Linked DNA regions of Mus musculus: region 2 is linked to region 1. A link is a loop called in an ENCODE intact Hi-C map of the cell type or tissue named here. Cell type or tissue: gastrocnemius. All regions are shown on one strand. Links, peaks and the distances in the headings refer to the core of each region. The heading gives the core; the rest is flanking DNA. Region 1 overlaps Chsy1 (chondroitin sulfate synthase 1). Region 2 has its middle 54 kb from the start of Gm33442.

The links. Hi-C counts contacts between places; a loop is a spot of excess contacts. Peaks named below come from ENCODE experiments on the same cell type or tissue, not always from the same donor. Only the 100,000 strongest peaks of a DNase experiment are listed, where the experiment ranks them.
Region 2: a loop joins it to region 1, with 2.1 times the contacts of the local background. A loop is called at or near these places in 17 of 42 quality-filtered maps.

What each region holds. Positions count from the first base shown.
Region 1 is chr7:66,109,529-66,125,277 of GRCm38, forward strand. Chsy1 (chondroitin sulfate synthase 1) reads left to right here. Exons shown (of 3, transcript NM_001081163.2): 1 at 1-699; 2 at 15,714-15,749. The coding sequence starts at 383. It also overlaps the pseudogene Gm23042. Among named protein-coding and RNA genes, the nearest start is that of Chsy1, 7.9 kb to the left of the region's middle. In gastrocnemius, for the core only: no CTCF peak of the experiment used is centred there; DNase peaks (open chromatin) are centred at 9,047 and 10,885; H3K27ac peaks cover 572 bases.
Region 2 is chr7:66,190,586-66,206,334 of GRCm38, forward strand. No RefSeq gene overlaps it. Among named protein-coding and RNA genes, the nearest start is that of Gm33442, 54 kb to the right of the region's middle. In gastrocnemius, for the core only: no CTCF peak of the experiment used is centred there; a DNase peak (open chromatin) is centred at 8,919; H3K27ac peaks cover 866 bases.

The DNA.
Region 1 (15,749 bases), core at 5,103-13,102:
AGCTGCAGAGGCGGCGCAGGGCACCGAGAGGGCGGGCGCAGCGCGAGCCGAGCCGAGCCAGCCGGGGGACGCGAGCCGCGGGAGCCGCTGTCGCCTCGCGCCGGAGTCGCCGGCCGCGCGCGCGGGGCATGGTCCCCTCTTAAAGGCGCAGGCCGCGGCGGTGCGGGCGGGCGCGCGGAACAAAGCGCCGGCGCGGGGCCTGCGGGCGGCTCGGGAGCCGCGATGGGCGCGGCGGGCCCGCGGCGGCCGCGGCGCTGCCCGGGCCGGGCCTGGCGGCGCTAGGGCGGGCTGGCCTCCGCGGGCGGGGGCGGTGGGCTGAGGGCGCGCGGAGCCTGCGGCGGGGACAGCGGGACAGCGGCCCGGCGGGCGGAGGGGCGCGGGCATGGCCGCGCGCGGCCGGCGCGCCTGGCTCAGCATGCTGCTCGGGCTCGTGCTGGGCTTCGTGCTGGCCTCGCGGCTCGTCCTGCCCCGCGCCTCGGAGCTGAAGCGAGTGGGCCCGCGGCGGCGCCCCAGTCCCGAGGGATGCCGGCCAGGGCAGGAGGCGTCGCAGCCCGGCGGGGCGCGCGGCGATGCGCGCGGGGCGCAGCTCTGGCCGCAGGGCTCGGCCGCGGAGGGCGTCCCGCGCGACAGGAACTTTCTCTTCGTGGGAGTCATGACAGCCCAGAAATACCTGCAGACCCGCGCCGTGGCCGCCTACAGGTGAGCCCCCCTTTCGTGGATGCCATCGCCTGCATCCGGCATCCTGGCTGGCGGGCGGGCGGCGTTACGGGTTCCCCGGAGGCTTCTCTGGTAGCTGCCAGCGGCTCAGCGCAAAGGCAGCAGGGCTTAGGATGGTGAGCATCTCTCAAGGGCAAGGCTTTGGGATTGAGTACGCTGGCCTCAGTGTGTGTGCCTCTCAACCTCATCTCCAGGGAGACACGTAAGCTTTCTGTGTTCAAGACTTCTTTGTTAAAAGGAACGAGTCTCCCCCATAAGGTGGTGGCGAAATTCAATGTTGTACCTGCGATAGTGGAGGCAGAGTTATAATTTGAGTCTCTAAAATAGGCACTTTGTCATTTCGAAGGGAGAGCCCGCTTAAATTAACCTGGCTAGGGCTCCTCCGTACTGTACTTTAAGATTCTCACTTTTGGTGAGCGTTTCCACTCTGCCTTTGAGCAACACTCTGGTTTGTTAAGTAGAGAAAAAGAACCTTGAGGAAAAACAGTTTGTGTGATCGATTTAGTCATTGTAAGACTGCAGCCTGGTGTTCCCCAGCGCAGCCACCAAGGCGTATGCGTGGTAGGAAGTAACTGGGCCCTAGTAGGCTAAAGGAGTCAGTAGAAGTGGCAGCGATCATGTTCAGGATTAACAAAGGGATTAGCCAAAGCTGCCTTTAGAAAAGGAGATGGTTTTAGAGTGGAGGGCATGGTTAGAACTGTATTTGCATTGAAGTGAATCTGAAATACAAGAGGGGTAGACCCAGGTGAAGGAAGGGACTCGTGGAAACTTTTGTGTGTGTGAAGTACAAAAACCTTTACTGTACGGGTGAAGTCTGGCGTTCTTCCAGGCAGAGACTCAGTGGCAGGAATGGTTTCAGAGCACGGATGTTCTGGGGCTGAGCTTTGTGAGCAGGGCTATACTAGTTGATGTTTGTTTTTACATTTTTTAACCAGTGCTTTTATAACTTGGCTTTTGAATCCAGTTTCTGGTCTAAGTTTTCAGGCAGCAGACGGTATAAGAAAACAAGCATGGCTGGATCTCTTCTTTCTTTAACTCAAGTGAGGGATTGAGGAAAGAGCAGTTAAAGCGTTTAAAGGCTTGACCACCATTCCTGCTGCTAATGTCCAGAGGCTGCGTCGTGCTAAGAACAGTTCTGAATGGCCAGAGGCCACAGGTGGCAGGCTGTATGTGGACTAGCGGAGTAGTTTGAGAGCAAGTAGGCTATAGTTCTCCAGATGTTCTTTGACTTAATATCTTTGTCAAAAATTGAGGACCAGGGCTGGTGAGATGGCTCAGTGGGTAAGAGCACCCGACTGCTCTTCCGAAGGTCCGGAGTTCAAATCCCAGCAACCACATGGTGGCTCACAAACATCCGTAACGAGATCTGATGCCCTCTTCTGGAGTGTCTGAAGACAACTACAGTGTACTTACATATAATAAATAAATAAATCTTTTAAAAAAAATTGAGGACCAGATGTGGTGGCACCAGTCTTTAATCCCAGCACTTGGGAGGCAAAGCAGGTGGATCTCTGTGACTTCCAAGCCAGCCTGGTCTACATAGAATTCCAGGCCAGATATGACTAACACTGAGACCCCTCTCAAAAAAAAAAAAAAAAGTTAAGCAAACAAATAAACAAACAAAAAATGAGAAAAGGACCCTTCCCTCCTTTGGTTGAGAAGGTAAAGATGATTGTTAAGAAATCTGACAACCTGAGTTTGGTCCTCAGAAAGATCTCACAGGGTAGGAGAGAGCTGACTCTCCGGAATTGTCCTTTTGACTGTCACACCTCTGCCATGAGGTACATTTGCACGGCCACACAACAGATACTTGTAGATAAAATAAATGCCCTTTCAGCAATAAGGCTAAATTGAGGAAAAGGCCACTAGATTGTGTTGTGGTTTTGAAAATAAATCCATGAAATTACAGTTTAGTGACAGATGACATGAAATCATAACTCTGGGGACAATTGCCAGAGTAGTTTGTTCAGATAGATGATATGACCACCCCTCCACGTACATTTTTATTCTTATAAAATCAGTATACACAAGTCACTAGGGATCGTGCCTGTGATACCAAGAAGTATACATGTATAGTGTACACTAGTTTTATAGCTGACCATGGTTTCCCAAACCTCATCTTGCCAAGTTAAGTGTGTGTCATCCTTTCTGTCTCTTCTTTATTGTTAAGATTTTCTCATTGTTTTCTTTTAGGCAGTGGGGACTTACTCTTTATCTGTGATCTGAAGAAAGCAGAGCACATGAGACCTACTCCCTGCTGCTCAGGGTCCCTGCCTCTCAGCCCTGTAGTTAGATTGGCTAGCCTTAGGGAAAATTCAAGGGAGGCCTGAGTTGGGAGAGGGAGGTGGTGAGGTGGTTACAGCCTGGCGTAGAAGTCCACACTGAGCTCCATGTACAGTACTGTGTTAATGTAGTTTGATTCTTGAATCTTGTAGCATAAAAAGTGGAGCCTGAGTTTGTGTGCCACCCACCACACCTGGCTCATTCTTCATCATATGAGAAACTCCCAGCGTTCAAGAGATAGAGGCAGGCACAAGAGATAGAGGCAGGCAGGTTAGAAGTTCAAGGCCCAGGGCCTGGTGAGATGGCTCAGCAGTTAAGAGCACCGACTGCTCTTCCGGAGGTCCTGAGTTCAAATCCCAGCAACCACATGGTGGCTCACAACCATCTGTAATGAGATCTGAAGACAGCTACAGTGTACTTACATATAATAAATAAATAAATAAATAAATAAAATAAGTTAAAAAAAAAAAGAAGTTCAAGGCCCCCTGCTCCATGAGACTTGGTCTTCAAATAAACAAAACCTCCTTCAGTTTGTTGTCCTCATCTCTTCCTCATCCTCTAATTTAATAAAACAGTTGTTTGCCTTATAGGTGAAGGAGATGCCAACACTTCTAGTAAGAGGGCACTGTGGTATAAGATTGATAAAGTCAGAATTTGTGCTTTGGGACTAGAAACTAGCAACCTTTTCCTTCCGGGACTGAGATCAAGAAGGGAGCCAAGAGGCCCTAGAAAAATCCAGGAAGGTACACTTGTCTGGACTAAAGTTACTGTACTGTAATGCTTTACTGATGGAACAACTCCACTTCTATATGCTCTGCCTTTGTGCACTTGAAGTGCACCGAGAGACAGCTGACCAGTGGTAGCTAGTAGGAGAACAGTTCTAAAAGTAGGTGGGATGGAACTCAGAAGTGCACGGATAGAGACCATCTGGAGCCAACTTTTGTAGATCTGTGTAACTGCCTAGCTGCTAGGCTCACAGGAGTGATCCTGGCTCATTCAAACGTTTTAAGTGCACTTAGGTACAGGTCAGCCCTTTGTAAAGCAGGTGACCCGCATGGCCATTGTGGATCTAAAACTCAATTTTGAAGGCACAGCAAGTCAGATGTCTGTTCTGCTAGTTGTATTAAAAGGGACTGGCTCTAAAAAGGGGTTGGGCCAGTGATGGGAGAAAATAGAACAGGGGTGGGCAGGGTGGTGTCCTATCTGTATTAGCTGGTTGTGAAGGCTTTAGAGAAAGGGGCATTTGTACCCCCCGGGTCAGATAGTGAAAGGCTGGTTGTGTGACTATCACTGATAAACATATTGACAAAGGGAAAGCTTGATGCAGAGAGGCAGAAGCCAAGTTGGAAGGAACCCCAAGAAGGCCATAAAAGAAGGAACTGGGTCTGACTGTTCAGACTCACGGAATTACATTCTGAGTGAGTGGAAAAGCCACTTGAAGCTTTGAGCAGAAAGGGAAATGGGTAGCTGAGACTATAAATAAGGAAAATAATTTGTGTAGGCTCATTTGCAAAGTTATTTGTCTATTATGTATTTTTACTTTAAAATATCATGATTCACATGTAGTAATTTGGTGTGTTAATTATCAACAGGTTGATTGGGTGTCTGAAGTTACTAACTGTAGTTCATATTATCTTGATTTTTTTCTTAGTTTTTAAAATTATATAGATTCTAAATAGTCAAGTAATTAACCTGCTTTTTCCATTATTATTATTATTATTATTATTATTGTTATTATTATTATGTGTATGACTGTTTGCCTGCATGTATGTCTGTGTATGTGTGTGCCTGTATCCAAGGGGACCAGAAGATGGCCTCAGATCCTTGAGACTAGAGTTAGAGATGGTTGTGAACTACCATGCAGGTGCTGGGAACAAAGCCAAGGTCTTCAGGAAGAGCAGCCAGTGAGTGCACACCTCTTGTTGTTGTTTTGTTTCCTGAGATTCACTCTAGTCCAAGCTGGCCTTGAATTCTTAGCGATCCTCCTGCCTCTCACCCTCCTGAGTGCTGGTACTGCAAGTAGAAGCCACTGCTTCCTGTTCCTGATTTTAGATTTCCCTCCTTAAAGTCAAAAAGGTATTGTCTTCAAAAGGTACTGTCCTGTGAAAGTTCTTTTGAGCATGCTGGGTAAATAACTATCACTGGACAACACCCTCCACCCTTTTGAGTTTTCAGATGAGACAGGGTCTCCTTAAGTTGCCTAAGCTGGCCTTGAACTTGCCTTAGTTTCCAGGTAGCTAGGATTACAGCTTTTGTTACCACCAGGCCAGGTGGGGAGTAGAGTTGAGGAGGGGATTTTTTCAAAGGAAGTATTTCTTTTTCTGCTTTGAGAAGGAGAAGACAGCCCCAGCCACGTCAGGTGGCTCATAGCTGCTCCAGCCTCCAAGGCATCAGTGCTCAGACAGTTTACAGTCTTAGGAAAAGAAATCTTGTTAAGTAGCTGACCATGACCTTCAGGTTGGTATTCTCCTGCCTCAGACTTGCGTCCTGAGGTCACAGACCTGTTTGCTGGTATACCCAGCTCTTTTTTCCTCATCTGTTTTTAATGCTTAGAACACTGAACTTCAGTTGGAGATAATAGCCCAATTAGTAAAGTGCTTGCAAGGTGCAAGGACCTGAGTTCTAGTGTGGGACCCAGGTATGGAGGGGGATGGCAAGACTCCTGGGGCTTACTGGACAGCCAACTTAGCCTGTTTCAAGAAGTGGACAGCTTTCATGAAGATGATGCCTGAAACTGTTTTTAGTCTTGTACAACACACACACACACACACACACACACACACACACAGAAAAAACATTGAGCTATCCTACTAACACCTCACAGTTATTTGGATCTTACTGCCCCTGGCCTAAAGATGGGTGACAGTTTTTGTTGTTTTGTTTTGTTTGTTTGTTTTTCTTTATTTTGCTATTTACTTCCCCTGAAGATGTGACTGGCTGCCGGTTTCTGTCCAGGAATCCAGGAGTGATTAGCATTAGTGTGTGGGAAGAAAAGTGAGAACAGGACTCTTTGGATAGCTTTTATCAGTTAATGACCCTTCCTAATGCCTTGAAAGTAGGCAGACTGTTCCTCTTGTCAGCCTTAATGAGCGTCTCCATAACAGGCCAGTTGTTCTCTTCCATGCAGTCCATTTTAGCAAACATTTGGAAGGTGTTTACATGTAAAAATCCAAATAACCAACTTTTAAGTGTGCTTTGGAGCACAACTTAATTTCAAGTTGTGAATTACATGTAGAAAGAGACTAGTGAAAGATGTGGTCTGGAGATGAGTGTGATTTTTATCTGTCTGTGAAAGTCAGAAGGTCTCTGATGTCCGTCCTCGTGAGATTGGTGCGGTCGCCAGCAGGACTCAGGTGTTTTCGCTGTTGGTTATTGAAAGATTACTAATACTGGGCTGTAGCCCCACAGGGCCTAGTTTAGATGAAGAGCTGAAGACTGTTGAGTGACAAGGGCTCACAAAGTGTGAGCAGAAGTGAGCAGAAGGAGGGGCATCGAGCAAGGGCAGGCTGACCACACTCCCACCCATCCTCCTCTTCGAGCCTTGAAGAACGGGTAGGAGTTTTAAAGACAGTGACAATTTCAGGTTTTCTAAGTCATGACGTAGCAGGAAATGGTAGTGGTGGGTGATGAGAAAGGAGAGCCGTGAGCTATTGGAAAGTGACAGCAGGAACACCAAGGGCCTGTGAGGGAAGACACCTGTGTGCTATAGAAACTGATGGCACGGCCAGCCAATGTGTGGTTAAGTGTGTGTGTGTGTGAGAGAGAAAGAGAGACAGACAGACAGAGACAGAGAGAGAGAGAGGACACAGCCAGAGGCATCTGGAAGAGTCCAGAGCAGAGATGAAAAGTAGACTGAGCACAGACTGGCCAGGGCTGTCTGAGAGAACAGAGAATAACAGCAGGGATAGAGAACAGGGAACCTAGAGAGAAGTGGGAGCGGAGAAGCTGGAGGGCTGGACACAGGGAGAATAGTGGGGGTTATACCAAAACTGAGTAACTCTGCATGGAAACCCAGGAGCTGGAGGGAGTTTAGCTACGGAGGAGGTGAAAGGGCTAGGTGTGTTAATAGGCACCACAGGTATTCACTTGTTTTGGTAGAGGGGAAGGCCTGGTGGATGCTGGCTTAGATCTGACCACCAGAAATCCTCCTACAGCCCATTAGTTCGTATAGTTAATAGGTTGAGCCCATTTTGGAATATTTGGATTGTCTTTTGGAGTTTGGGGAATTGGAGTTTCCTCTGGGACATCACATGCACCAGACTCAGGAACCCGAGTTGTGTCCGTGGTATCTCAGCGTGAGAGTGATTGATGGGATCTGTGATTGGAAGCTCAGCTGATGGTCTTGCTACTTGGAGGCTGGTTGTGTTAAGCTTTGTTGAGTTTGTTTCTTATGGCAATGTCTACACGTAAGTGTGCAGGATCTGTGCTAGTAAGCAAGATCTCACAGGAGGGTTTGAGTCAAGTTTTTTTTTTTTTGGCTTAAGAATAAAACCCAATCACAATCTAAAGGAGTTTTTCTGTTGCCAAGCCAGGCAGACAAAGGACAGGTGGAAGTGGAGGCTGCCCTCCTTATCTGAGAGGACTGTTTCCTGGGTCTTATCGTCGCTCCGGTCCTCACTGTGAAATAAAAGGAGATAACCAAGAACAAGTGCCAGTGAGAAGGTGGGCTGGCCCAGAAGGCTGCAGAGGGCCACCTGTTTGTCCACTTGGCTGGTACTCATGAGCTGCCTGTCCTTGCTGGCCCTGAGTTTCCTGTGGTAATGATACTTCAGAGTCCTCCACCTGGTAAGAGTGAGAGGCTGTAGAGCAGCCTGTGATTGCTGAGTGAAGGGGGGCGGGTGGCAGCTGGTGAACAGGCTGATTCCAGGTCGCACCTCACAGCACAGGACACCGAGGCACAAGAGAGCCTGGGATGCTTCTGCTGTTTGCATCACTTCTTTATTGGCTCGTTTGTTTGTTTGTTCTAAGAACTGAAAAATTTACATTTTGTGTATATATACTATATACTCATCCCACCCCCAGCAAACAAACAAACAAACCAGACAAAAACACTTACTTGGGCCTAATAAGAACTGTAGCTCAGGAAAATCAAGAACTTTAAGTATACAACAGCAGTACAGAAGGTGTTCAGAGAGCTCTGTGGTTCTTCTCACTTGGAGACTGGAAGAAAGCCACGACACATCTTCTCTCGTTTATACTCTGCGTTTTAATTCTTAGGTTTCAAAATAGAAAGAAAGAAAGAAAGAAAGAAAGAAAGAGAGGAAGAGAGAGAGAAAGAGAGAAAGAAAGAAAGATGTGTTATGGTCTCCTGGTGCGTGTTCTTGTTGCTGGTTGTGAAGCTGGGTTCAGCAGACTGGCTTCTAATACTTGGGAATGTCTTCTGCACTACTTGTCCAGACCTTTGTCGAAGTGGGAGGGTATAAGAAAAGGGCTTCCCTCCCCTCCTTTTAGAATAATACAGCCCAACTGGGTATCTTCCTGCCTCAGTCTCCCAAGTGCTTGGATGGTAAAGCAAACATACACTTTTATACTTGCTTTCCCAGTAAGTCTGTTTAAAGATCAGCAGTAAAGAGTATAATTTAACCTTTTAAAATAATTTCTCCACTGTTCTCTATTCTACTTTTCACCTATTCCTGTAACAGCTTGAGATTACTCATGTCTTAGGCGCAGTGAGTCAGTTGACTTGAGAGGAAACCATATATACCCAGAAACCACGAACCCATAGGGATGCCAAGGACTGTTAAAGTAGGGTTCCTATACTGAGAGAAAAACAGCCCTTGTCAGTTAGTGACTGAGTCCTCCCAGGTCCCTGTCTACTCTGACTGACTGGACCACAGCAGCTTCCTTCTGTACAGCACTTTGTGAGAGGATGGGTTGAGACGGCCTGTCCTCAGACTGCTTCCCACAGGGTGCTTTTACCCACCTTCCCTGAGTGGGCCCGGAGGAGGCTGTTCTCCTAGGACCTCGTGTCTGAGGTAGCTCTTACACAGAACCCTGAACTAGGACAGTTTTGTGACATCTCCTTTTGCCTCCTGGACAGCTTAGCTGAAAGTGTGGGCCGATGTTAGCACACACAGGTAACACTTCGATCTCAGGTCTGAACACAGGCGCTTGCTCAAGCAGAAGGTAGGTACCTCCTGAGCGTGCTGAAGCTGGCCGTTTGCCCTGGCAGAGCACAGGGCAGAGCACCCTATATTCGTCAAGATTTTCCCTTCCTGCTTTGGTCTGGGCCACCCCTCACCTTCCTCTCTCTGGGATTAGTCTCCTGCTCACTTTTCTCCCTATGCATGCATTTTGGCTACATGATCTTAAATCCTTTCCCTAACAGAAAGGATTATGTTCTCTCAATTCCTAGTGTCCATCAGTTCTACAAGCATTCTGTCTTCCTGCTTAGACTCCAGTCACTCAGCCACAGGCCTGAGAAACTGTATCCTCGGTGATTGTAGCTTTCAAGCTTAGCACGCTGTAACCAGCAGGCGACGTGTGTAAGACTGGTTTGAGGAATAGAAAGTCTTCCCGCCTTTCTAATTAGGAAAATTAGCGTAACTATTAAAATGTAGAAACTGTAAAAGGAGGAACTTGATCTTAGGCCACTTTTCTTTGATTTGCCTGTTGGATAAGATTATTACAAAATAAACTGTTCTGTCGTCTGTTTTTTCTTGTTACATAAAGCTTCCCCTGGGGAATTCCCCCCCATAAATATATCTATCTATCATAGAAAATGTAGAAAATACAAAGAAAATTAAATGTTTTAATTAAAAAAAATTTTTTTTAAAAAATATGGAACACTTCACAAATGTGCGTGTGTCATCCTTGTGCAGGGGCCATGCTAATCTTCTCTGTATCATTCCAGTTTGTGCTGCTGAAGCAAGCACTCAAAATTTTTTTATCCTAAAATTTTTAATTTTTGAGATTATAATTACATTTACCCCTCCAAACCTTCCCACATACCCCTCCCATCTCTTTCAAATTCATAACCTCTTTTTCCTTGGTTTTGTGTGTGTGTGTTCCTAAATACATAAATACCTGCTCAGTCTTTACAATGTTACTTGTATGTATATGGTTTTAAGACTGCTCATTTGCTATTGGGTAACTAGTTGGCGTGCTCTTCCCTGGGGAAGGCAGTTACCCCTGCTCTCAGCAGTCCTCAGTTGCCTCCCATTCTTTGTCCCCTCACACACCCCCCCTCCATGTTAGCATGCCTATTGTTGTCCCCTTGCTCAGGGCATGCTTAGGTAGCCATGTTGGTAAGACTTCATTTTAGGTGTGTGTGTGTTACCTGCATGTATGTTTGTGTACCACATGCATGCCTAGTGCCCAAAGAAGCAGAGTGCAAATGTTCTTTATGGTTGAGCCACCTCTCAAGCTCCTAAATGAGTATTTTCAAATCCCCCACCTAGAAACAACCACAATGAATACTTTGGGGTAGAGCTGTGCATTACTTTTGAATACTTAGTAAGCCAAGATATCTATATATAGTCTTCCCTGCATTAAGTTGTGAGGGGTAGGGCATAGAGTCCAGGCTCTTGAACTTGCTAGGCATACACTGTATATCACTTGCTACATTCTTAGTCCTTTTTGCCTGCTCTGTAAACGTAGCCACATGTTATGGCTGCTTACCCAGGACAGTGTCTGTATTGTAGATGTAGTTTTTCTTACGGTGATATTGACTAGAACCTGCCAGCTGTTCAGCTGCATTTCTTAGTGTGGTTTAATCTGTACAGCAGATAGCATTTAGAAACTTGGGGAAATAGAAGATTTCCTTGGCACTCTCACATTTCAGCTGTCTTATCTGGGCTGTAGAGAGAGTTGTGTATCAGACCATTGAAAATTGAGCTTTCTGGCAAGGACCTTTGCAAATGTTCTGTCATTTCCATTGAGAGCCCCAGGCAGCAAGTGTGTTGATGGCCAAGTAGACATTTGGTTATGAAAATCACAGAACTTGACCTGTTTTGATCACAGAAGAAGGGCAAGCTTGCTTGTTCAGCAATGTTGCCTTCAGTTTGAAATTATGGATATCGTTCCCCTCTTCCTCCCACCACAGAATTGAGTTATGTTCCAAAATGAATTCACTTTGTGGAACCCTAATTGAGAAGATCACAATTTCTTAAGATTGGAGGGTTTGCAAAGAATTCATAATGAGAAGATTTTCCTCAAACCACCCTTCAATTAGAATAGAAAAGACAACAAGAGGCTTGCCCTAGGTTACCTAAAAAGGACTGGATAATAATTGGGTGGGGTTACCAAAAAACGCAGAGGAGCTTTTAAGGAAGGTTTGAGGTTAGATTGTCTGTTTTAAAATTAATTGCTTTCTCTTCTTAGACAAATTACAGCATTTCAAGTCACAGTTGGGACATTAATTGCATCTGTGACAGCTGTGTTAGCAGAGCTTTCTTCCTGCTTGCTTCTGCCTGGGGCACTGGCAAAGAGCACAGGCAGAAATGAATTCTGATCTTTAGGCAGATAGGAAGAGCCTAGTGTTTTGAGTAAAAATACTTAAAATTTAAACTCTTTTTAGAATTCTACCCAAAAACAGTGTCTGAAATTGAGAGTTAAACAAAATTCAAATACAGTACATGGCTTGAGGGTTAGGTTTTTAGGCAGAAATGTGTGAGACTTTCCTTCCACACATCCATCGCTACAGTGCACACACTTCCTGTCTCTTACTTCTTCTTTCCCTACCTAATTTGCAAGCCTCTGCCTTCTCTAATAGTAAGTCGGACTGAGGCAGCGGTGTACTGGAGTCAGGGCTCGCTCACCCTAGCAGTGCACTTCCAGAGCCCGTGCACTGCAGAACGATCTGTAATAGGTTGTTTCTTTGAAGACAGGAATTGCCTTAGCTGCTCCTTCTCCCACCAGCATCCTCTTGATTCAGTATTTTTGTGATTTTGGGGTTGGTTGCTGTAGTGTTACATAGAACTTGCTCTGTTTTTGTAATCACACGTTAGCGTAGAAACATAATGACTTCTTTATATCGATAGGCAATAAGTTGTTCATTCTTACCTTTAAAATCCCCTCCTAAGGTGGTAGACATTATTTAGCTTTAACTTACGTTTCAGAAGCACCACAAGTTGTAGTATATTTCAACTCATGGAGCCTCTGACTTTCCCTCTGAACAATTTTTTTTAGTGCTTTGAGTAACTTGGTTTTCTTCATGTAGAAATTGTAGAAAGTATGGCTGCACTGGTGGACAGTTCTGTGAAGCTCATCTGGAAGTGATTTCTGTCCCTTGGCAAACATAACACACAGCATCTGTAAAGTCACCTGCTGTATAAGAGGGGACAGTTCTCATTCCACGTGTTCATTGACCTCTGTTGTGTGCCAAGAATTGAGATTATTTACATTTTCAAAGAATTATTGTGACTAAAAGAAAACAAGAAAGCCCAAACATTACTGGACAGCAGAATTAGGGCTCCTTGGCTTAAAAGGGTGGGGTACACTGGCTTCCTGTGGTTAGAGGAATGTTGGGAAGTGTTTTCTCCTGCAGTCATGACCACATCAGAAAGTTAGTTACCTAGAAGTTGTCATAATTCTGTATGTTGTAGCTGTTTGCCAAAGGATTTGTCCCTTTACAGTAGAGTTGGTTTCTCCTTACATTAACAGTTCACCTCTCTTTTATTTACTTTACCTTTTTGCTCTATTTTTCTTTTTGAAAGAGAGTCTCACCATGTTGCCTACCCAAGCTGATCTCAAACTCATGGTCTCAGGTTGTTCTGTTGTACCTCTGCCTTCTGTGTAACTGGGACTATAGCTCTGTGCTACCATGCACACACACACACTCACACACTCACATATATCTCACAGATTTATGTGCATATGTGAGTCTCTCCATATATATATGTGTGTATATGTACATGAATATATGCATGCATGCATCATATGTGCTGGTGTTCTCAGAGACTGGAAGAAGATTCCTTGAAACTGGAGTTATAAGCAGTAGTAAGCTGCCTTATGTGGGTGTTGGGTCCCCAACCCTCATCCTCTGCAAGATAGCAAATGTGTTTAACTACAGAGCCATTTCTCCAGCTCGCTTTTTTTTTTTTTTTAATTTAAAAGAGCACATCATTTGTTGAAATGATGTACAGTACCTGGTATAGAATCTAATGTGATAAGAGTTTTCTGTGTCATTTGTTTCATGGCTCTTTCCTAAAGAGCCGCCTGGCACAGAGTCCACAAATCTGTTTAAACTAGTCCACAGGCGTTGGGAGAACATTAATTGCAGCGCTGTCCGACCCTTTCTAAGATGTACTTCTCCAGACTCTGACGCTTTGAAATAGGTGTGGTTTCTAGTTGTTGATTGGCTAACAGTTGGCAGTATTTGCTGTTGGTAAATAAAACACTGACACACTTCATATTTAATACTTTAGCTATGAGAAAATAGGATATATTCAATCCTTGGACTTTCTGAGAGGAATCTGATAGAATGTTTTATGCAGTTGTGAACAGGCAATTTGGTTATTTTTATTCCTTATATTTTGGTTAGGAAGATAAATGAAAAGTAGTTTTGTTTTTGAAGTATCTCATTTAAAGTTATTAACAATAACTTTAGAACTTCAGTTTCACAAGATGGAAACTGTAGCGTTGATGGTGGCAACAGCCATGTGGCACTGAGTGCTGAGCACCGTGACTTGCTTTAGAGGCGGTTTGGAGGGTAGATCCTGTGTTAGGTTTGGCTACAGTTAAGTTTGGTTGGAAGATCAGTGTGTGACACTTCCATGTCTCCTGTACTGTAGGAGAGAATGAAGTTATGTCTGCCATGCCTCCAGCTCCTCCAATTCCAGTCTCCCTACTTTTGTACTTCAGGATTACCCTAAGTAGCCCAGTTGACCCAGCCTCAGTCTCCTGAGCACTGAGATTACATACCTGTACACTATACCTGGCTTAGAATACATTTAAAGATATTTTTCTCCTAGACCTCTCCATAAAAGATTTTTGTAGATTTAGCTGGCCCAAGTTATCTTTTCACTGTAGAAATAAAGTTGTCCTGGTTAAGTAAATTAAAATGTGTGAATGACTGTCACTTGGAACCTGTGTGTATGGGGCAGTGTATGGTGCATGGGTAGGGGACAGACAGAGACAGTAAGACTGGGAATTGACCCTCTGGCCTTGCACTCTACCATTAGCCTGTATCTACAATTCATGACTTTATTTTCTTCTCCCTGCCCACATTCTGCAGGGTCTCACTATGTAGCCTTGACTGACCTAGTGCTCAAAGATCCATCTGCTTCTGCTTCCGTAGTACTGGGATTAAAGGTGTGCACCACCATGTTGGGTCTTGATTTTCTTAATATTAAATTTAATACAAATTGAGCATCACTAATGTGGGAATTAAAGGTTTATTATATGTAAGTACACACTGTAGCTGTCTTCAGACACACCAGAAGAGGGCATCAGATCTCATTACAGATGGTTGTGAGCCACCATGTCGTTGCTGGGATTTGAACTCAGGACCTTCAGAAGAGCAATCTGTGCTCTTAACCGCTGAGCCACCTCTCTAACCCCCTAATGTGGGAATTAAAGTGCTCTGAAATAGGAGACTTTTTGAGTGCAGTGTTCAGTTCTACCAGTGACAGACAGGTTCAGAGCATTTGGATTTTGGATTGGGGTACTTGACTGGCATATCCACATTTTTTTAAAAATATATATCCACATTTTTTAAAATGTAAAAGTACTTAAAGGATATTCAGCCTGTATTTTATTTGTTGTCATTTTTATATTGGAAGTAATCCATATAAATGAATGATTGTAGCTAAATTACTTAAGTTCTTAGCAGTAGCCTGAAGCAAAGGAAAGGACATTATGATGACCTTAAATTAGTTGTTCTCAGCTGGATACGTTGTTTCCATTTAGTTGGTCACTGATCTTTCACTGGCTGGGAATTTCGGAGTGTGCATGCCTTTTCTCCTGCTGTGGTCACTTGGTGCCTCCCATGGCATAGCATAGAAGACGACTCTGCTTGGCTCTGACTCTAGTTCTGCTGCATTTTTCTGTCTCTCCAGTAGCACTCTGCCGTGCTCTGCACCCTGCTTTGACTGTAGCGTCCTGGGCACTCACCCTGCCTTAGGGCAGCATCCTTGTTCAGGGCCTCCTTTGCCTGTGTGCTCCTTCTGAGAGCATCCACACGTGGCCATCCCGACAATGTCTGTCTGACAGCTCATGACTCCCAGCTGTGTTTTGGTTCACCATTGCGTCCCTCTTGCTTGGCGCAAGAGGAACTTTGCAACAAGCTTTGTTGACTGGAAAATTTGATTCCGTCATTTATTTCTTTTTTACATTTTATTTACTTTGTGGGAGTGTGTGGGCGTGTGCATGCCGTGGTGCAGATGCAGAAGTACTTGGAGTCAGTTCTCGCTTTCAACCACGTGGCCTCTGGGGACCAAACTCAGTTTGGTGATGAGGCTTGGCAGTTTGTTTCTTCACCTGCGTAGCCATCTTACAGAGCTGAGGGCTTGTCAGTAGGAGTTGATGAAATCCAAAAGTTGGCTACCTAGATCTTGCTGAGTCAGTTTGGTTTCCAGCTGTAAGTAGAACTTAACAATACCTTACCCTCCCTTCACTTGGGGTTCTTATGAAAATGAATCTGGAGTCAGTGGAGTCTCCATTGAAGGAGGCAAGCAGACCAAATTTAAGCAGTCACATAATGATTCAAAATAAGCAGATACATGCATTTCTGAAAATAATTGTCCTCTAATCTGTATTTATTTTAATTACAGAACATGGTCCAAGACAATTCCCGGGAAGGTGGAGTT
Region 2 (15,749 bases), core at 4,787-12,786, 81 kb after region 1:
CTTCTGGAGGGGTGAAGAAACCTCATCGTTACAGGCCTGGTACTGTGGCACTCCGTGAAATCAGACGCTATCAGAAGTCCACTGAACTTCTGATCCGCAGACTTCAAAACAGATCTGCGCTTCCAGAGTGCAGCTATTGGTGCTTTGCAGGAGGCAAGTGAGGCATATCTGGTTGGCCTTTTTGAAGATACCAATCTGTGTGCTATCCATGCCAAACGTGTAACAATTATGCCAAAAGATATCCAGCTAGCAGCTGGGCGTGGTGGCACATGCCTTTAATCCCAGCACTCGGGAGGGAGAGGCAGGCGGATTTCTGAGTTCGAGGCCAGCCTGGTCTACAGAGTGAGTTCCAGGATAGCCAGGGCTACACAGAGAAACACTGTCTCAAAAAAAAAACCAAAAAAGAAAAAAAAAAAGATATCTCTGCATACACGGAGAACGTGCTTAAGAGTCCACTATGAGGGAAAACATTTCATTCTCAAAAAAATTTTTTTCCTCTTCTTCCTGTAATCAGTAGTTCTGAATGTTAGATATTTTTTCCACGGGGTCAAAGATACCTAAGTATATAATTGCGAGTGGAAACATAGGGGACAGAATCAGGTATTGGCAGTTTCTCCACGTTCATTTGCGTGTGAATTTTTAATATAAATGCAAGATGTAAAGCATTCATGCAAGCAAAATGTTTCAGTGAACTCATTTCAACAGTTCAACTTTATAACAATTATAAATAAACCTGTTAAAATTTTCTAGACAATGCCAGCATTTGGATTTTTTAAAAAATAAGTAAATGTCTTATTGATGGCAACTAAATGGTGTTTGTAGCATTTTTGTCACACAGTAGATTCCATCCATTCACTATACTTTTCTAACTGAGTTGTCCTACATACAAGTACATGTTTTTACATTACAACAAGTAATGTTGTCAGTCTTCTGTGCTGTTCCTGTAAGTTTGCTACTAAAATATATTAAACTATATTTTTAAAAAATCTCAGCAAGTCCCTACTGAAAGGTTCTAGATGTGGGGGTTCAAAGGGCAACACTGAGCCAGATTACTGGACACTAAGGAGTTTATTGGAAAAGTTATCAATGGCATGTATCAAGAGTTAACAACACCGCATGGGTTTCTAGAAGAGATCAGTGGCAGAGGTAGATATCATGATAGAGTCTTTCAAGAGAGGAATCAACTCCAATGTGGCAGAAATGGAGTCTGTTATTATACATCTCTGAGGATGGGGTAGGTTTCTCAGAAGCCTACATATAGGCCCTTATCCTCAGATGGGGGTGCTATGTGAGCAGGATGCAGGACGCATGGCTTTGATGTAAATCTGAGCCCCAGGTGAGAGGTCTTGGCACTGAGAAGGCTCTTGGCTAAAGGGCTCAAAGAGCGTGTCTCAGCAGATGGCTGTTGGTACTGGTGAAAGGACTGGTGCAAAGCTTGTGGATTGAGCAGCTCCTAGAGCCTGGAATCCAACAGTACCATTTACACCTTGCCCTGGTTCCTTCCAGTCTATGCCCAGGAGCTGAACAGCTGGATCACGCGGTACTGCTATGCTTATTATCTGAGGCAAAGCGCCACGGGAGCTGTTAGTGTGCAAGGACTCTCCACCTCCCGTACGTGTGCACCAACAAGCTATACTTGGCTGTCTTCCTTCTTCTTGGCCTGTTGCTCTCTTTAGTGAACTTGGGATGACTCTGGTGGTGAGTCCCAGCACTTTGAGATGCATTTCTGCTTGAGACAGGTTCTCAGCATGGCCCAGGAATCCATGACCGCTGTGTTGTCCTCCTGGATGCTTCAGTGTTACAGGTGTGCACAGCCACGCTGCTTTTTGTGCTTAGTAATAATTATCCTGTGGGTGCGGGGTGCTATCTTAATCAAAGTTCTATTGCTGGGAAGAGACGCTGTGACCAATGTCACTCTCCACCACGCCCGGCTCGACCAATGTCACTCTTATAAAATGTCACTCTTATAAAAGAAAACAGTTACTGGGACTAGCTTACAGTTCAAAGGTTTAGTCCATTATCATCATGGTAGGAAATGTGGCAGCATGCAGGTAGGCATGGTGCTGGACTGGTAGCCATCAGGAAGATAGGGACACTGGGCCTGGCTTTAGAATCTGAACTGTCAAAGCTCACCCTCAGTGTCATACTTCCTCCAGCAAGGCTACACTTCCTAATAGTGCCACTCCCTATAAGCCTGTAGGGGGCCACTTTCATGAGAACTATCATGTACTGTTTTGTGTTTTTGACTTGTTTCCATTTATTTATTTACTTACATCCTTAATGCTGTTTCCTCTTCCGGCCCATCCTTCATGAAGTCCCCCCCAACCCCCCTCCCCTGGATTTGTTTTGTTAATGATCAGATATTAAGTAACTTGTGCTGGTCTTATTGTCAGTTTGCACATCTTTGGAGAGCCATCTCTTCCTTCTTTGCCCACTCTTTTTTTTTTAATTAATTAATTTAATTCATGTATATGAGAACACTGTCGCTGTCTTCAGACACACCAGAAGAGGACATCAGCTCCCATTGCAGATGGTTGTGAGTCATCATGTGGTTGCTGGGAATTGAACTCAGGACCTCTGGAAGAGCAGTCAGTGCTCTTAACCGCTGAGCCATCTCTCCAGCCCCTTTGTCCACTCTTAAACCGGGGGTTTGTTACTGTTTGTTACTTGCATCCAGGAGTGATTGCTTATGCTTGAGATAAGGCCATGCTATGTGGCCTACATTAATTGGCCTTGAACTCGTGGCAATCCCCCTGCCTCAGCCATAAGTGATGTTGATGGAAGGCAATGTGAGAAACCACTGGCTTGGAGACCGAGTTCCTCCTATGGAGGACCCTGACCCACTCTTCGTCTGTCTCAGCTCAGCTGCTTCCAGCATGGATTTTCTGCCTAGGTAAATTGATTTTTCTTTACATTTATTTAGCCAATGTGTTGAGGGTGGGGTGGAAATGTAAGCCTTGGTACATGCATGTGTAGGTCAAAAGACAGCTTACAGGAATCCGTTCTCTCCTTCTACCATGTGGGTGTTGGGGATCAAACTCAGGCCCTCAAGTTTGGTCACAAGCTCCTCTATTCACTGAGCCACTCCCATAACCCCTGTTCTAGGCTTTTTGTAGAGCCTGGACTAATACAGCAGACTCCTAGTCTCCAGACAGAACTGTGCTGGGCTCTGCCCTCTTAGTACCTTGAGCTTGTTGGCCCAGGCTTGCTCAGAGCTCGTTCTCCTATCCCCTGGAACCAGTGGTCAGCTCAAGGAGTAGGCATAACAACCTGTGTGGAAGCCCATCAGGTCATAATGTGGCGGGGGTGGGTGGGTAAGAGAGATGCCACTGCTTAGCTTGACAAGCTAGTCAGATGTAAGCATGGGCTACTGGTAGTCTCTGCCATGACAGCAAAGTCCATCTGGCAGAAAGAAATGGAAGGTTAACACCCAGATAAAAGACAAGTCAAGATAAGGAACGTAAACAGAGAACAGTGTCCCTGGATCCGGCCATTCCTGAAACCGGACAGTCCTGGGATGAAAGCTAATAGCGCTGCTCTCTCTCTTTCTCCTTCTCTCCTCCCCACACCTCCTTGTGGGTTCAAGCACTGGTTTGAATCAGTTTCTGTCACTGGCGACAGAGGACACTGTGACTGATGCACGTCTTCCTACTTGGTTCTCCATCTCCCCCCCCCCCCCATGTGCTCATCTTCCTGTCCTTCTACTTTGAACCCCCTCAGCTCCTACTTCTCTCTCATGTCCGCTTGGAGAATGGTGGCACCCTCCAGGGACACAGCAGGCAGAGTTAGGGAGACTGTTTTTCACATGTCCTCACTCCCATAGCTCCTGCTTTGGATCAGGATCTGCACCTTGGGTGGTAGGTGAGTTTAAGAGACCAGGCATCCTTTGCCAGGAGCTTCCTTCCTGTCCAGGTCTCCAGAGCAGCCTCAGCATCCTCTTCCACCCACACCCTCAGGCAGTTGGGGCAGAGGCCAAGCAGGCAGGTGAAGGAATCTTGCTCCCCAGAGGCTTCCAGGGGGAGGTAGGGAAAGGTGAGTAAGCTGGGACAATTGACCTGGTGTCTTGGTAGTCTGCTGTGGCTCTTTTGCAGCTGTGTTCTCCCTAGAGGGGTTTCACCCCCGCCTCAGGAAGAGGAAGCCGCCTCCAGGTGTCATAGAGGGCCAGAGGGTCCCATGGGAGCCACTGGTGTGGGTGAGTCAGTTGGGGGGTGGGGGTGGGGTTGTGCTGTGTCTTTGAAGGGAATCATGCACAAGGGAGTGGTTCTACTAAGAGCTATGGCCAACGGGGAGGCAGGGGATAGGGCAGGAGTTTTCCTCAGGGTCCACAAGGCTGGTCCTGTGTGCAGCTCAGTGTAGGCACAGTGGCCCAGTTTGGAAGTGGGGTGTGTGTGTAAAGCACCTGGATGACCCCACGCTCAGCCTGGCCTCAGAGATGTCCTGGCCTCTGCCTCCCAAGCACAGGCATTTGCGTGCCCAAGCCACTGTGACTCTAAAGTCCTGGTCCCTATGACTCTATGGTCTTCACAGGCTAAATGGGGACCTTTGCTAAAAAACTGGGGGAGCAGGAGGGAAGACTTGCTCTGCTTGGTCAATGGCATGATTTCACTTTTTAAAATCTGTTAGTGGGGTACAGAGATGGCTCAGCGAGCAGGAGTGGGCACTACAGCAGCATCAGGATCTGAATAAAAATCCAGGTCTGACTGTGTTGTGGAGCAGAAACGGAGATGGCTGAGGCTTGCTGGATACCAGTCTCTCTATACATTTAGTGATAGACCCTGACTCAGGGGAATGAGACATAAAGATCACACAAGACACTTGATGGCCTCCTCTGACTGCTGTGAACGCACACACATGCACAGACACAGATGCACCCATCCACACACATGCACAGACGCACATAGACACATACATACACAGACCCCACAGACACAGAAATACACACAGACACAGACAGATGCACAGGCACAGATCTAGACACACAGAGACATACAGATACACAAATATAGACACACACACACACACACACACACACACACACACACACACACACACGGTTGTTGAGAGATGGCTCAGCAGTTAAAAACACTGGGTGCTTGGGTACCCAGCACCTATATGGTGACTCACAACTACCTGTAACTCCTTTTTCAGGTGGATATAACATCCTTTGGCCCCTGAGTTCTGTGAACACATATGGTGCACGTACATGCATGCCTATATGTATACATGCAAATTCTCATGCACATGATAATTAAAATAAATATTTTAAAACTATGTGTCTGTGAGAGAGAGATAGAGTATATTTATGTTCATGTACATGTGTACATGTGTGAAGGCCAGAAGAAGAGGGCACAAGTGTCCTTCTCTATCACCTCCCCTTGTCCTCTTGAACTAAGCCAGGACCTAGATTGACAGCCAGAAAACTCACTCCTTCTGTTTCCACACCCTCCATGGCTGGGGTTGTCACTGTTCACATAGCCATGTTCAGCTTTTTCTGTGGCTGCTGGCATCTGTGTTTAATTCCCATGCTTCCACAGTGAATCCTCTTACCCATGCAGTCATCTCTCCATAAGCCCTGTCACTAACGCTCTAAGAGCTATCTGGGACACAGTAGGGTAGGTTGCCATGAATCTATCCTCCTTCCTATCCTAACTTCCTTCCTTCTTTTCTTCCTTGATTCTCCTCCTTCAATCCCCCCCTCTTCTCCCTCCCTCCCCCTTTCTCCCTTCCTCCTCCCATTTTTGGGCATGATGTCATCTTCAGGTTAAGCTTAGGAACTCTGATGAATCCATGGGCGGACAACCTTAACTAGTACTTTTTTCCTTCCATCCTATTATTTCTTTAAACTATACTATCAGAAGTGGTAGTTAAAGAACTTAAAGAAGAGGGATACTTTTTTTGGTGTTTTTTAAAAGGTAGTTGGCAAATTTCCTTCCACAAATCCTGAGAGTTGATTTGAAGACCCCCAGAATAAATATTTCGTGCTGCTTTAAGATAGAGCAGGGCTTCAGAACACGCCAGGATGTCTCTTCAGCTTTTGGAAGGCTCCAGTGTCTGTGTTTCTGGAAGGTTCTAATCAGCAGCTCTATTTTTGTGGGTGGCTGGCGCGGCAGAGAGGCTCTGTGGCTGGGTGGCTGATAAGGTTATCTGGGGACTGTTTCTGGCAGTTCAAGTGCCTGTTGTACAACTTGGGGCTGGGGAAGTCGGAGGGCTGGGCAGGGCGGGGACTTCGTCGTCTTAGAGCTTGCCTTTCTGTGAGAGAGGAATAAAACCAAAGGTTCCACTACCCAGAGGCCCCTCATCTCCACCATCCCAAGGCTCCCCGCTGTAGACTGTTGGGTATAGATAGGTAGGAATGGTTGTAGCATCCTATGACATAGCCCAAAGGGTGTACCTCCGTGCAGCCCAGCTGGACCCACCAGGAGCCAGTGGGGTCAGGAGAGTTGGGTCCAGCCTAGACAAGAGACTGGCAGTGGAGTTAGATCACAACCTATAGACGGACAGGGCAGGCACCCCACCCACCATTCAACCACTGTGCACTCCGAACAGACAGGGCTCAGGGGAGGAAGCCTGCTAGCCCTTGGGCCCACACATGGCTTCAGGCAGAGGCAGCCAACGCTGTGGAGGCTGGCCTGGAATCCACCCAGAGGAAGCCCCACCTGGGACTTGACCAGGGGTAGTTTTGCTTCCTCTGGGGTGGGAGGGTGTGTGGGGACCAGAGCTGAGAAAAGCCTGTGCCTGAACCTTCAGAAAAGAGAGTCTAAACAGAAGCCACTTCCAGGAAGGGGTAGAGCTGGGGTGTCAGAGATCAGGTTTGGGGCTTCTCAAGTGGGCAGGTTCAAGCTGCTTTCCCAGGCTGGTCCCCTAAACCGCATATCTTCACACCAGCAACAGTGACAAAATAACATCGCAGCGCCCATCCTTAGACTGTACTGCTTAACTCTGAGCTGTGGGGAAGAGGCTACTCCCTTCATGCTTAAAAAAAAATAGAGGAGGAAACCAAAGTACACATCCATAGAGGCTGAAAAATGACCTCAGGTCACACAATCAATGAGAACTGAGAGTCAAGCTATGATGAGCTAGCTCCAGCACCCAAGGGTCACATGACCACATCCCAGAGCCTCTCAGCATTGTGGAGTGATGGCTGCATGCTGGTGCCACCTTAAGAAATTCATGGGTGCCAAAGAAGCTGGAGGTAGAGTGGGGGCTCCAAAGCCAATAGATGTGGATCACACTGAAGCTAGCTCTGGCCAATGGCTCTAGCTCTGTAAGCCTTGGGTGCGGTGTCTGTGACACGGAAGCATAAGCCCTGAAGACGCTGAGGACTTCCAAGCTCCATCCCATTCAAGGACAACAGCGGCTATGACCTCTCTGGCCATCTGGGGTGCAGAGGGGATGTGAGCTTCCCTCCCTAGTCCTCACCTCTCCCTCATGCCCTTTAGTTCTGTAAGTGTTATCCTGAATGTAGAGCCAGCATCCTCCCAGAGCTGTGGTTCTGTGCCTCCTGCCCACTCTCCCAGCCCTCAGCTGCCCACTGGGCTTCTCCGGTTGAGCTGTCTGAGGCTCTGTTCTCAGTTCTGTCATGTTGTCAGAAGGCCCTGGGGTTCCAGACTGAGTTCAGCAGTCCCCACTCACCCCCTGCGAGAGGTCTGAAACCACAGATGGTCAGGAGCCTGTGCACTCAGCACATATATATATATATATATATATATATATATATATATATATATACCTATAATGGAGTTTAATTTCAAAGTTAGGCACAGGTAGAGATGAACAATAATGATTACTAATAAAAAAAATAATAAGTAAAAAAAAGACTGTAATGAACACTATTTGCAAAGAAAAAATTGGAATCTTCTGTTTAATATTCTTTAGCTGAAACTGATCGTGTGTAACATTGATGATGAAGTAGGCGCTATTGTGTTTGGTTTCCCCTGGGGACTCCCTCTGAGTTCCAGAGGGCTGCCTGAGAACACACCATCTTCAGGCCCACATCCCTATTTACGAAAACCCAACCTGCCCGGCCAAATAAGGAGCCTAATATTTACTGACATCATGCAAATTCAAGGCCGACTTAAATTTCGGTTTCATGTTTCGCCCACTTAACAAGATGGGAAGAATTTCCTGTGTGTGGTGTTTTGCTCTGTGACTCTCCACGATGATGGTTTCCCCTATTTCAAATAATGAGTAGAGGACTTTGGGGCCGGCGAGATGGCTCAGTGGGTAAAGCTGCTTGCTCTCAAGCCCGGTGGGCTCCGTTTGATCCTCAGGCCCACCTGGTAGAAGGAGAGAGACGTCTAGTCCTGAGAGCCGCCCTCTAACTTCCACACACGCACTGAAGTATGCATGCACGCATCCACCAGCCTCCCCAAATAAATGATAATTTAAAAATAACAATAAAGGACTTTCCCATCTCCGTGTCCTCTCTGTTCCCATGGGCCATGGGCCTCTCTTTCTCAGTACCTTCTACCTTGATTCTTTGAGAGTCAGGCACCCCTGACTTTCCCAGCCAGGCCCTCCCTCTATGCCCCACCATCTCACACCTCTTTAACTCTCCTCAGCCTGCTGGCTGCCTCAGGCTGGCAGCCATCATTCCTTCATATCACACAGTCAAAAGACAGCCCCTCCATCACCATCATCACATTGCCTCTCCAGGCAGGAAGAAGAGGGAGGGAGAAGGAGGCAGGAGAACAAAGACGGTCTTTTTTCCAGCAAAGTGCTGAGCCTGTATTTAGACGAGAGTCTCTCCTCAGAGCCTTTCACCTGTATTTCACTGGTTGGGCGAGGGCCATGGGGCTTCTAATTGAGAAATGAGAATTGGAGACAGGCACATTTAGCTTCCTTCCCCACAGGGCTTCCGTCAGCCTGAAAGGGAGAAGGCCTGGATGGCTGCAGGCAGTCTGCCACACAGTCCACCCCCTTGTGAGTCAGCACTTGCCAGGCCTGGTCTCCCATGTGCAGAGAAGGCAGTGTCTCTCAAGGCAAGTGGTCAGGCTGATTCTGCTGCCTTGATCAGGCTATGTGGCAGGCCCCACCCACAGAGGTCAGCTGTGTGCTCCAACACCCTAGGTCAGAGGTAAAAAATGAAATGGTAGCCTCCACAAGGGCAGGACGTGAGGACAGGAGGGCAGCATGTGCCTTGCCCGTGGTTGCAGATTGGCCAGCAAGGAACAGCTCCAGAGCTCCCAGGGCCTGCTCAGCTCCTGGAGGGTCCGGGCAGCCATTGCTGGCTACATCGAGTTGATCCTGCCTCTAGGAGTTCTTCTTTGCACACACACCCCCTCCCACACACACACTCCTACCCACTTCCCACTTTCTCTCTGTGCTCCAGATAGAACTCAGTGTGGTCCTATGCCTCTTGTAGGCAAGGGCTCTTGCACTGAGCTACACCCCTAGTTCCACTTGTGTGTTATTTTCTGTAATCACCTATGAGGTGTAGGCCTTCTGGGGGGGGGTGTCACACAGCTTCCTGTTGGTGAATTTGGGATCCTTTGAGAGTGTGATGGTCTAAGTATCAACGGACCTAGTTTGGAAATGTGTTACTAAAAGATGCGTTTGGTTTCACACACACACACACACACACACACACACACACACACACACACACACACACACTTTTTAAGAGTAGCCTTTTCCAGCCTAAGGCTCACACACAAGAAGGTCTTCCATTCCTCTGGCCCTGAGGTCTTTCCCAACCAGGAGTGGTTCTTCGTTAGGACAACATGTGTGTGTCAAGATGACTAAACAAAGCAAGTGCTTACTAAATGGAGTTTTGGAAAAGGTAAGAATAGTAGACTCCGAAAGAAGTCTCAAGGTCCTACAGCAAACTTCAGCTCTACAGAATCACACAGAGGGGACACCTGCCACTGTGCGTGAGCTACCAGGAGCTTGTGTTTGCTTCTCAAGGCCCTGCTGTCAGCACCAGCTCCCTGAGATCTCAGAGGCTAACTTAAGTTCGGACACTTCTGTTCTCTGAAGCCTTACCCCATATGGTGGCTGGTGAAGGTGATGGGATTGGTTGATCCAGGTCACATGCTTGTGCCTGTCTGCAAAGAATGTCAGGAAGGAAGGTTTTCTCAGTCCTGTCCCAGGGACACAGGACTTGCCAAGGTGAGAAATGCAGCCAAAAGGGCTAGAATGTTCTAATGATCACCAAACAGCTGGCTGGGACCTTCTGCCCATCCTGGGTAAAAATCACAGGTGGACAAATAGATGTTCTGCTACAGTTCCTCAGTCCCAGGCCCTGTTCTCATGGCACTTGGCTATTTACTCAGTCTATAGACGGTTAGTTTGTCTGCTCCCCAACCTCGGTATCAGGCTATGCCTGTAAGTTTGCTGCCTAGCAACAGGAAGAGCAATCACCCCAGGCAGAACTGCTTGAATGACTTCAGTCTCTCACAAATGAAGCCCAGCACCTGGTGCTCTGAAAACTCCATCATCTTCTTCTACCTGAATTCTTGAGCAGATGTTGCCTGCAGGGTGTGTTTTCAAGCGGGGAGTGTTTTCATAGGGTGGAAATGAATGTGCAAACCCCATGATGGCACACTCAGCTCTCAAACTGTGTTTACTGTGGACTGATCTGGTTTTAAACTTTAAATAACCAGCTGTGAAATGCAGCCAACCAGCTCACCCTCGGGTGTGCTTGGGCCGGGCCTGTCGTCAGCAGGGATCAATCTCTGTGGCCAATCAGCTGATGGTGAAAGGCCGTTCCTTGGAGATCTTAGGCCTCCAGGCTATCTGGTGTGTCGATGTGTGTCATGAAGACTCTCTGAAGAGCAGGGGAAGTGTAGGGGAAGCTGATCTTCCTGCCAGGTCAAGGGTGGCTTGATTTATAGTTTTTCCCTCACAGTCCTTACCCTCAGTACAAGCTGGAGCCTGGGTTCAAGACGGCTCCTTTCAGGTCTGTCAGACTTTAGACCCTGTGCACCTCACATCCTAGTCTATATATCAGAGTGGAAAGGAACCCTTCTCACCTTCTAACTCCACATGTAATATTTACCAGGCACTAGCTGTATGCCAACCCTGCCGCCCAGTCATTTACATCCTTGTCAACCCTGCAAGCTAATATTTATACATTTTATACATGAGGCACCTACAGATGAGCCTTTAACGAAACCATAGCTCCTTCCATCCCCCTCAAGAGAAGATGGAGCTAGAGTGATGTCTTTAAGCTCCTGTGCAGGTGAGCACATGTTTTGGGAATTCCTGGGTTTGTTCTTGTTGTAGGGTGGAGACTTGACAGCCTGAGACCTGGAGCCCCAGGGTGAGTCACTGGCCTGGGCTACACATTGCCAGAATGGTCTGATCAGAGCAAGTCCTGAGTGGATGTCTCTTGGCCACTACAGCCTCCTTCTGGTAGTTCGAGAACAGACCCAGCATTTGGACTGAGAGTTGTGGGGGTTGGTCTTTGCTGAGGAATTGTCTAGGTCTGTTAAAAAGCTACCCTGTGTATTGAAGGGAATATTTTCAGAAATTATTGACATGTAGAATAGTCTATTTGTTCAGTTAAGGAGAGTCTACTCTGGAGACTCCCCCAGCCTCAGAACACCCAAGGAAATAGTCTTAGAGGAAGAGGTTACTGTGTCCAGGGTATCCAAGCCACATCTGTCAGGATATTTATGCCACAATACCAAGTGTTGCTTTGTTAATTACTTTCATATTGAAGTGAGTGACTTTGGCTCATTTCGGTTTTTTCCTGTAATGTCCAGAAATCAGAAAGGAGGAGGGACCAAGTGGTTGAGTGAATAGGTAGATGAGTGGATAGTAGGTAGATATTAGGATGGATAGATGAGCATATAAATGGGTAGACAGTGAATGGATGAATGGGCAAATGGGTAGAAGGATAGGTGGAGAGGTGGGAAGGTGGATAGAGTATACAGATAAATGGATGATGGATAGGTAAATGGAACATAGCCCCCACTCCCAGCAGACACTCCACCCTCACATAGATCAGCCACAATTGCATGCCTCATCTCCATTTGCAGTGAACATGTAACAGCTTCTCCCTAACTCATTGTCTATGTTGGCCCATGTTTGAGGACTGTCCTGGTTACTCTTGTGTCAACTTGACCCAACCTAGAGTTATTTGGGAGGAGGGACTCTCAATTGAAAAGATGCCTTCTTAACATGTGCCATTAGGCAAATCTGTAGTACATTTGCTTAATTGGTGATTGCAGTGCGAGCCCACTGGGGTTAGTGCCATGCTTGGTCCTGGGATATATAAGAAGAGCAAGCTGAGTAAGTCTGGAGCAAGTCTGCAAGCAACATTCTCCCATGGCCTCTACATCAGTTCATGCCTCCAGGTTCCCGCCTTGAGTTCCTTCTCTGATTTCCCTAGATGTTGGACTACAAGCTATAAGGTAAAAAGAAACCTTTTCTTTTCCAAGTTGCTTTAGGTCATGGTGTTTTATTACAGAGATAGAATCCCCACTAAGACAGACACTAGTTGTTCTGCTATTTTTCCTGAGGAGACATAAACAAATATTTGTTCATCCCAGATAGGGCATCAATGACTAACCAAAGAAAAGACCTCCACCACCTCCTACTTAGTGAACCAGTAAATTTATTATAGAAATATGTGAGACTAAATGCAGCTGTGTCACTGAAAGCCACCCCAGCCCAGGTGACAGACAACTCATGACAGCTACATCTCTAGAGCTCTTTGCACACATTTCAGGACGCTCCATCCATCAGTCTCCTCTCACCAGCCATTGTTCCTGCTTATGTAACCTTAGGGAGGTGCCTTGTGATTCTTGAAAGGTTTTGGAGCTTCCCAAACCTTATAAATTTCATTTATATCTTGAGCCTAGTGGATGTCATTTTCTCATGAGTCTTATGAGTCTCTCTCCTTCATCTAGAAGGAAATATTTCAATTAAGAGTCAATAACTACACAAGTAGAAATTGGTGGATGGGTAAATGGAAACAGGTAGATAAGTGCATTAGTGGACTGAATAGGAATAGCCCCCACAGGCTCATATAGCTGAATGCTTGGTCTTTAGGGAGTGGCACTACTTGACAGGGATTAGGAGGTATGGCCTTGTTGTGTCACTGGAGGTAGACTCTGGGGTTTCATATGCTCAAGCCAGGCCCAATCTCTCTCTCTCTCTCGCTCTCATTCTCTCTCTCTCTCTCTCTCTCTCTCTCTCTCTCTCTCTCTCTCTCTCGCCTGCCTATCCTGATGTAGAACTTTCAGTTCCTTCTCCATCATCATGTCTATCTGCACACCACCATGCTCTTCACCATGAAGATAATGGACTAAACCTCTGAACCTAAGCCATCCCAAGTTAAGTGTTTTTTTTTTTTTAAAGGAGTTGCTGTGAACGTAGTGTCCCTTCACAACAATGAAATTCTAATTAATGCAGGTATATTATAAAAGAAGCCATTTAATTGTGGAATTTAACATTTCAGAGAGTGTATTCATGACTATGTGGGGGGGGGGCATGGCAGCAGGGAGGCAGACATGGTACTAGAGCAGTATCTGAGAGCTTGTATCTTATCCACAGGCAGGAGGCAGAGAGGGGTATTGGGCCTGGCATGGACTTTTGAAACCTCAAAGTCTACTCCAGGTGTCACAAAAATGCCACACCTACTCCAACAACTCCATACCTTCTCTAAGGCCATACTCCTAAACAGTCCACCAACTAGGTACCAAACATCAAATATATGAACATAGGGGGGACATTCCCATTCAAACCACCACATTCCATAGATTTATAGCAATAAATCATAATGCAAAATTCATTTAATCCAAGTCCCCATGCTCTTTCACAGCCTCAACACAGTCTCTTGTGAGACTCTAGGATAACTCTTAACTCTAACTCCCTGTAAAATAGAAAAGCAAATTACATGCTTTAGTATATAGTGGCAGAATATATATTACTATTATAAGAGGGAGGTAAGAGGGCATAGTGAGGAAATACTAGACCAAGTGAGACTGAAACAAGCAGGGGAAACGCCAAAACCTGAACTCCATGTCTGATGTCCAAAGGCTTAGATGGCTCTTCAGATCTCTTATTCCTTCCACCTTTGTTGACTATAGAATGCCCCTTCCCAACCCGGGCTGTTCCTACTTACTATTTGCAGCTGTCAGCAGACATTCCGCAGCTCTAGCATCTTCAACATCATGGGATCTCCAGCGCAATCCAGACTTCACTTCCATAGCTTTATCCAGTGGCTTCTTCAGGCCTCCAGGCAGGGACTCCCTTGCCATACACCTGACCTTACTGGCTTTTCTTAGTCATGAGGAAGATCTAACAGCCCCTTTACTCCTGTATGCTTGACACTAAAGCCAGAACCATGTGACCAAAGGTTTCTGCCTGTTTGGGCTGGAACCTTGATTTTATTTGCATGTGTTTTACTTTATAACCTTTTTTTTTTTTTTAATAGAAGGAATCTCTCAGTTCTTTTTCTTTCACAAGTTGCAGTATTAGCTGGGTGGGGTCTGACCATGAGGTCATCATTTCTTTTATTCTGTTTAGTATCAGGTCTTTCTTTAAATTCTGCATGTCCTTGAGCACATATTTGGCTTCAACCCTACGTTCTATAGTGCTCTTTTTCTCCTCAAATTCTGCATTTTGTATTTCTTTTTGTTTCACCTTTAAAATTATAGCTCTGCATGGAGTGATCACTAATAACTATGTGGCACAGTCAATACTAGATCATCTTGAAATCTCCTCTGCCAATGCCATTAACCCAAAACTCTTCAGTTTAGCCTCAGGCAGATTCTAAAGACAAGGGCAAAAAGCAAACACATTCTTTGCCAAAAGATCACAAGAATGGCCCATATCTCAGATGATAATATTAGTCCCCTCTGAGACCTCTTGAACTGGGCCCCCACAGTTCAAATTGCTCTCAGCAGCAGCATCTTCCAGTGCCTCTTTGTCAGGATACTCTGGTGGAGTCAGCTTGTGAGGCAGAAATGCCAAAAAGCTGCTCATGAGAAATGAATTTCTAGGACTCTCCTCCTGGATATTCTGGCGAAAGCCAACTCTCCAGTTTGGATCGGTTGGTCAGGCGAAAAGCCTGGAAGCTGTTTCACGAGGATAAGAGTCCAGGGAAAATTTCCTCCCAGAGTTATGGCATCTCTTTCCCTAACCCATTATATTCAAATTTCCACCACATTAATCTAGTGTATAGATTCATGTGCACTCTATTAAGCATCACCTTATAGTAAATGCCTTTTAAGATTGTATTCTAACATAGCTGAAGACTTTTTCCAGTGTTCTTAGATTCCAGATAGCAGCAAGGAGCTTAACCTATTCAGTAACTAATTAAGCTTTACCATAAAACAATTAAACATCTGTCATTTACTCAGCTGTCTGTAGATAGAGACTAAAAGTCTCACTGAGATAGAAATCTTTTACTACAGGCTACATTCTATGTCAAGTATAAGTTGATATACTACCCTGATAAGGGGAAACTCTCCAGGCAGGATAAGTTTTACTAGACCTAAGAATTTAGAGCTCCTGATAACACACTACTCTTAAGGCCTATCAAGAGTTAACAACCCCCTGATGCTTTTAGGCTGATCCTAGGCAGGGCTTGTTATCCCTAATGTAAACATTTAATTAGTCCCTGCAAATTCCTTTCTGCTGTAACTGGTGAATTTCAGTGTATCTTGTCTTTTTGTGATTTGTATCCTCTGATAATTCGTTGTAATAAGTCTGAAGCTCAACCAGAACAATACATTCAGATTCAACACCATTCTCGTGTATCTGTCTGTCACTACATCTTATCTTGCCCATCTACT